Regions from separate parts of the Homo sapiens genome. Here region 2 is linked to region 1. A link is a loop called in an ENCODE intact Hi-C map of the cell type or tissue named here. Cell type or tissue: Panc1. All regions are shown on one strand. Links, peaks and the distances in the headings refer to the core of each region. The heading gives the core; the rest is flanking DNA. Region 1 has its middle 93 kb from the start of LINC02530. Region 2 has its middle 21 kb from the start of EDN1.

Evidence for each region. A loop is a pair of places that touch in the nucleus more often than their neighbours do. Peaks named below come from ENCODE experiments on the same cell type or tissue, not always from the same donor. Only the 100,000 strongest peaks of a DNase experiment are listed, where the experiment ranks them.
Region 2: it touches region 1 in a loop (2.4-fold over the local background); 7 of 110 quality-filtered maps call a loop at or near these places.

The regions. Positions count from the first base shown.
Region 1 is chr6:12,490,992-12,493,921 of GRCh38, reverse strand. No RefSeq gene overlaps it. Among named protein-coding and RNA genes, the nearest start is that of LINC02530, 93 kb to the left of the region's middle. In Panc1, for the core only: no CTCF peak of the experiment used is centred there; a DNase peak (open chromatin) is centred at 1,371; H3K27ac peaks cover 1,724 bases.
Region 2 is chr6:12,309,893-12,312,822 of GRCh38, reverse strand. No RefSeq gene overlaps it. Among named protein-coding and RNA genes, the nearest start is that of EDN1, 21 kb to the right of the region's middle. In Panc1, for the core only: CTCF peaks have their summits at 1,363 and 1,564; no DNase peak of the experiment used is centred there; H3K4me3 peaks cover 402 bases; H3K27ac peaks cover 2,500 bases.

The sequences.
Region 1 (2,930 bases), core at 163-2,662:
GGATTCAAGAGGCCTGTGGTGAAAGCTGGTTGCTCCTTGCCAGTTAACTCACCCCCTCCGCAGGAATTGTTGGGGGCTAGGAATAGTCCCAGTGCATGGCAGCTCTGTGTGGGGTTCTCAGCTTCCTCCCTCTCCAGCCCAGCTTCTGTGTCTTCCCTCCAACTGTTCTCAATGCCTTCCCTCTGAAGATCTGCTAGGAGTGTGCCAGTCTTCCCAATGTCTAGTCTCTTGGAGAGAGATGTTCCTTCCAACTGCATCTATGTGGGAGGAACGCGGGAGGAACATCCCCCACTGAGGGAGCGGGACATCGGGAAGACTGGCACACTCCTAGTAGATCTTTTTAAATTCTCAGCATTTATTAGCATTTTAAGGATGCCTTCTGCCTTCATTTTATCTTAAACAAAAATATTTCAATTGTTTATCTTTAACCAATGCTCTGTTTACCATAAGCATAAATTCTCACATGACTGTGACTAAATTAATGAAGCCTAAGGGCATTCTCTTTTTGTATTTTCATCAACTTCTGTTGGGGCATAAACTGGTACAACCTTTCTATTTAGCAGTTTGGCAATACATATCAATAGCTCCAAAAAGTTACACCTTTGACCTAATGATTTCACTCCTAAGAATCTCAATGAAATTATAAGTAACAAGGAAAGAGGTTTGTTTGAAAAGATGTTTCACACAAAAGTATTTATAATAAGAAACACTAGGGAGGCCAAGGAGGGTGGATCATCTGAGGTCAGGAGTTCGAGACCAGCCTGACCAACATGGTGAAACCCCGTTTCTACTAAAAATACAAAAATTAGCTGGGAGTGGTGGCAGGCACCTGCAATCTCAGCTACTTGGGAGGCTGAGGCAGGAGAATCACTTGAACCCAGGAGGCGGAGGTTACAGTGAGCTGAAGTCGCACCATTACACTCCAGCCTAGGCAACAAGAGCAAAACTCTGTCTCAAAAAAAAAGAAAAAAAAAAAAGAAAGAAAGAAAGAAAGAAAGAAAAAAACCCACTGCAAACAACCTTTATGTGTCAATTTAATAAAGATCACTCTTTATAAAAGTGATCTTTACATAGAGTTTTAATAACCTAGTAACCTGCTTATGGTATTAAAGTTAAGTGTAATAAAAGCAGGATGCAAAATTGTGGATAAATGTGGTCTAGAACAGGCAAAAATAAAATACATAACAAAATATAGCAAAATATTAGCAGTGACTGAATCTGGGTGTGGAGATATGTTATTCTTGCATCTTTACAGTTATTTACTGATTGTAGCAATAAGACATTCAACAAAGGTACTCATCTCACCCTCTTCTACTTTGATGCTCTCAGTAATGTTTCACAATTGTTGACATAATCAAATATTAAAAATTCTTTTCTCTGAGTCATGTCAACAAGGAATGACATCAATAATGTCTTAGCAAACAAGGAAGCCAATAATCCAGTGTCATGATTAAAAAGCTGAAAACCTTGACCATAAAAGAACCTTTGCATTGGCCGAGTGCGGTGGCTCATGCCTGTAATCCCAGCACTTTGGGAGTCCGAGGAGGGCGAATCACAAGGTCAGGAGATCGAGACCATGCTGGCTAACACAGTGAAACCCCATCTCTACTAAAAATACAAAAAATTAGTGGGATGTGGTGGCATGCGCCTGTGGTCACAGCTACTCGGGAGGCTGAGGCAGGAGAATCACTTGAACCCAGGAGGCGGAAGTTGCAGTGAGCTGAGATCGTGCCACTGCACTCCAGACTGGGCGACAGAGTGAGACTCCATCTCAAAAAAATAAATAAATAAAATAAAATAAAATAAAAAAAGAACCTTTGCATTATAACTTAAAGAATCTCTCAATGTACATATTTCCATATCAGCATGTGCTCAGACGGTGTGTTTTGAGAGATTTGTGTCTTAAATGGCCTCCTGGATTTCTGACCTAACTTTCCTGTCCTTTTCGGAGCTGCTGAAGAGGATAAACTTTAAAATGAAACACACATACCTCCCTAATTATGTTTGCTATTACAACGTGACTTGTGAAAACTTTGGGGAAGTATATTGTAATAGACCAGCTAGCTATTGTACTTGAAGTATATAATTTGTAATTAGCAAATATGTTCTGAACTAACTGAGTAAACCACTTCTTTGCATATTCAAAGAAAGATCCCTTTTAAGGCGACTGAGTGCTAGTTTCCATGGAAGATCTCATTGAGGGGAGCCTGGAGGTCTCAGGATCTCTCATGAGGTCTCATGCTGGAGGCATGAAGATCTCAAGACTGTAAACAGTCACTGGCAACTCTTCACCTGATTTTGCTTCAACCTCCAAGCATCTGACCTTTATTATGAATATTCATTCATACCATTGTCTCAATATTGGAATGCCCCATCATTCTTTGCCAATATCTCTGCTTACATCTTGTGTTTCCAGTGAACAGAAAGCATGAACAAGAAAATGCACATGGAAACATGAAAATGTTTCCTCATTCTTTGCACACTCTGGCATGTCTTTCCATTGTTTTGTCTACTCTTGGAGAGCATCTGAACTGTAGGAGTCTTAGGAGGCCACTAGAAATTGGCTTCAACTGCATAGTAACTAGTTAGGCTTTGCTGTGCTTCACAGTCAGCCTAGAATGTTCTTGGGGCAGAGTGGTCCCATTGAATGACCAAGGCTGAAATGGCCACATTGTTAGCAACAACTTCTTCTCTGCCAATTTGTCATTTTTTACCACTTACTGGAGTCATGACAAATGTATCTGAGTCTCCCCCACCAGAAATAGAAGCCGCAATGTGAGTCACCCAGCCAAGCCTGTGCAATAGACATTAATTTATATGTCTTAAACAGTACTTGCCACATGTCTTCAAAAAAAATCCACTATTCAGTTCTTATCTGGAAAACTACAGAAATAGAAGTTTTGTTTCCTGTTATTGCAGGGCTCGTGGAG
Region 2 (2,930 bases), core at 187-2,686, 180 kb after region 1:
TTTGCCTTGAGAAGTCCAGGAAAGCCTCACAGAAGAGAACACATTTAAAAAACAGCTCACCAGCAGAACCTTGAAGAAAAGCCATTCTTCTATGAGAAAGTGGCATTTCAAAAGCCTGGGTGGAGAGAAACGAAAGTTCACAGCCAGGGTGAGGAATAGCTAACATTTTATATATATCTATATATACGTGTATATATAGATATATGTATACGTGTATATATAATATATGTAACATCTATGTAATATATATGTAATATGTATGTTATAGAGGTAATATATGTGTTATGTTATATATGTAATATATGTATATATACACATATATACATATATATACACTTATATGTATATATACGTGTGTATATATACATTTGAGATGGAGTCTCATTCTGGCACCAGGCTGGAGAACAGTAGCGTGATCTCAGCTCTGCAACCTCCACCTCCCGGGTTCAAGCGATTCTCCTGCCTCAGCCTCCTGAGTAGCTGAGACTACAGGTGTGCGCCACCACGCCCAGCTAATTTTTGTATTTTTAGTAGAGACGGGGTTTCACCATGTTGGCCAGAATGATCTCTATCTCCTGACCTCGTGATCTGCCCACCTCGGCCTCCCAAAATGCTGGGATTACAGGCATGCGCCACTGCGCCCGGCTGCTCACGTGGTATATTTTTAAAATTAAACATAATCTAAAAAACACCTATGTCTGAACCACCTGGGTTCTTGCTAAAACAAAGATTTCTAGGTTCTATCATTTACTAGGTCTTAATTTCTGGGGTTTGTGACCTGGGAATCTTCATTTTATCAATTTTTCTAGGTTAACTCTGTTGCACACAAAATTTGAGAAATGTTCCCCTACGATAGTACCAATGTAGGGTGAAGATAAAACAGGAGGGCTGGGCATGGTGGCTCACACCTGTAATCCCAGCACTTTGGGAGATCGAGGCAGAAGGATTATTTGAGGCCAGGAGTTTGAGACCAGCCTGGGTAACAAAGTGAGACGCATCTCTACAAAAAATAAAAAAATTAGCTGGGCATGGTGGTGTGCACCTGTAGTCCCAGCTACTCAGGAGGCTGAGGTGGGAGGATCGCTTGAGCCCAAGAGGTCGAGCCTGTAGTGAGCTGTGTTCATGCCACTGCAGTCCAGCCTGGGCAACAGAGAGAGACCCTGTCTCAAACAAACAAACAAACAAACAAACAAAAACAGGAAAAGTAAGTTAGGGTCATATGGTGAAGGGTTTGTGTGATGAATAAAGGGCCGGTCTCCAGAGTTTCATATGGAATGGTAATCTACAATCACACTGTGTGGTAGGTATTATTATCTCCATATTATAGATGAATAGATGGAGACTTGGGAAGGTAAAATAGCTTCCCAAGGGGCTTATAAGCAGTGGAGCCATGATTTGAATCCAGGTATATCTGAATACAATGACCATACTCTTAGTCATTTTACTGCACTTGAGCCACTTTCCTGATACATTTGTGCTGACCAGGCTCCCTTTCTTACCCCATTCTCCTTACAAGGACTCCCTCTGTTGGGTGCAATAACTTGAATAGCTTGGGCCTCACTTCAGAGCTCTGTTATTCCACAGGGGTATCTAGGCAGCTGGAGCCCTCTGTGTTCCGGACTACAGATTCGGGGACCCAAAGGTGAGTCCAACTCATGTGACTTTTGTTCATCAGTAGCACAGTAGATTTGATTGTTACTTTTCCTGAGCACTTACTCAATTTCTAGCGACAACTTTTATTTTCATGGTCTGAACATTTGATGATCTCTTTAAGCAACTGATGGTTTATAGAGGTAATTGTCTCTGTTGAGTGAAAGGTGACAGAATTTAGCTAGAATCTCCTCTCTGTCTGTCTATTTTTAGTTCAAATCTATTAAGAATATTATGCCAACCAGGAAGTTAATATCTGGACTGGCGGGTTTTGTATTTGTTGGTTTATATTTGACATCTGACTGAAATTTTAGAAATGAAATTATAAGCTTTCTCTGTGAGTATGTCTGTATTTAGAAAGTCCTTTACTTCTCATCGTGTGAGTGTATAATATTTTTCTATCTCCTGATAATATCAATAAGCTAGATTAGGAAATGTCTTAAAGAATCTCTAGTCTGATTTGCTTAGAGATAAATAAGCATTTATATTGACTAAATATTCCTTTATTAAGAATATCCCTTTATGAAGAGAAAGAAATTAAGAAAATTGAACCTCTAATACTTTCAGTGTGGGGATTAAAAAAGGTATTGTTATAGATATTAACTCAGAAATAATTTAGAAATCTAATTTTATGTAATTTAGGTACTTTTTTGGCAAATGAGTCTAGCTTAATAATTTTGATTTAATAAATACAGCTAAGTTTTCTCTGATTTATCAGTGTTAAATATTGCATAAGCACAGATTTTGTTATATTTGTAAATATTTTTTAAACTTATACAGATTTACTAATTGAGGAAGCTAGCATCACTTCTACTAAATGTTTAAAATGATGAAAAAATGCGAATTTGTGTTTAAGTAATTTGAAGACTTATTTTGACAAATTTTATTTCAGCAGTAATTATGTTATACAATGTGTCAGCTTGAAGATAATTTGCAAAGTCTTTAGGAAACTTAAAACCTTGGGCCAATAATAAATTGAGTTAATGAATGGATATCCAGTAGCTGCCTAGATCATTTCTGAGAAAAGCAGAATACTGAACGTTAATTGCTAAACATCATTTTAAGTTTATATAATTTGCCTCTTATTTTATGTGGTAAAAATCTGTATATATCTATTAATGAATTTCTGGCATTTTGAGAAGTTACACTAGTAGGGATACACATGAACACAGAAAAGTATAGGAGCTTCTCAGAAAAGGAATTTTCTTTGTCATGGCCAAAGTTAGGTAAAGTTTAATGGGTATACATATAAAATTTTCAAAAACAGCTTTAGAGGCTGG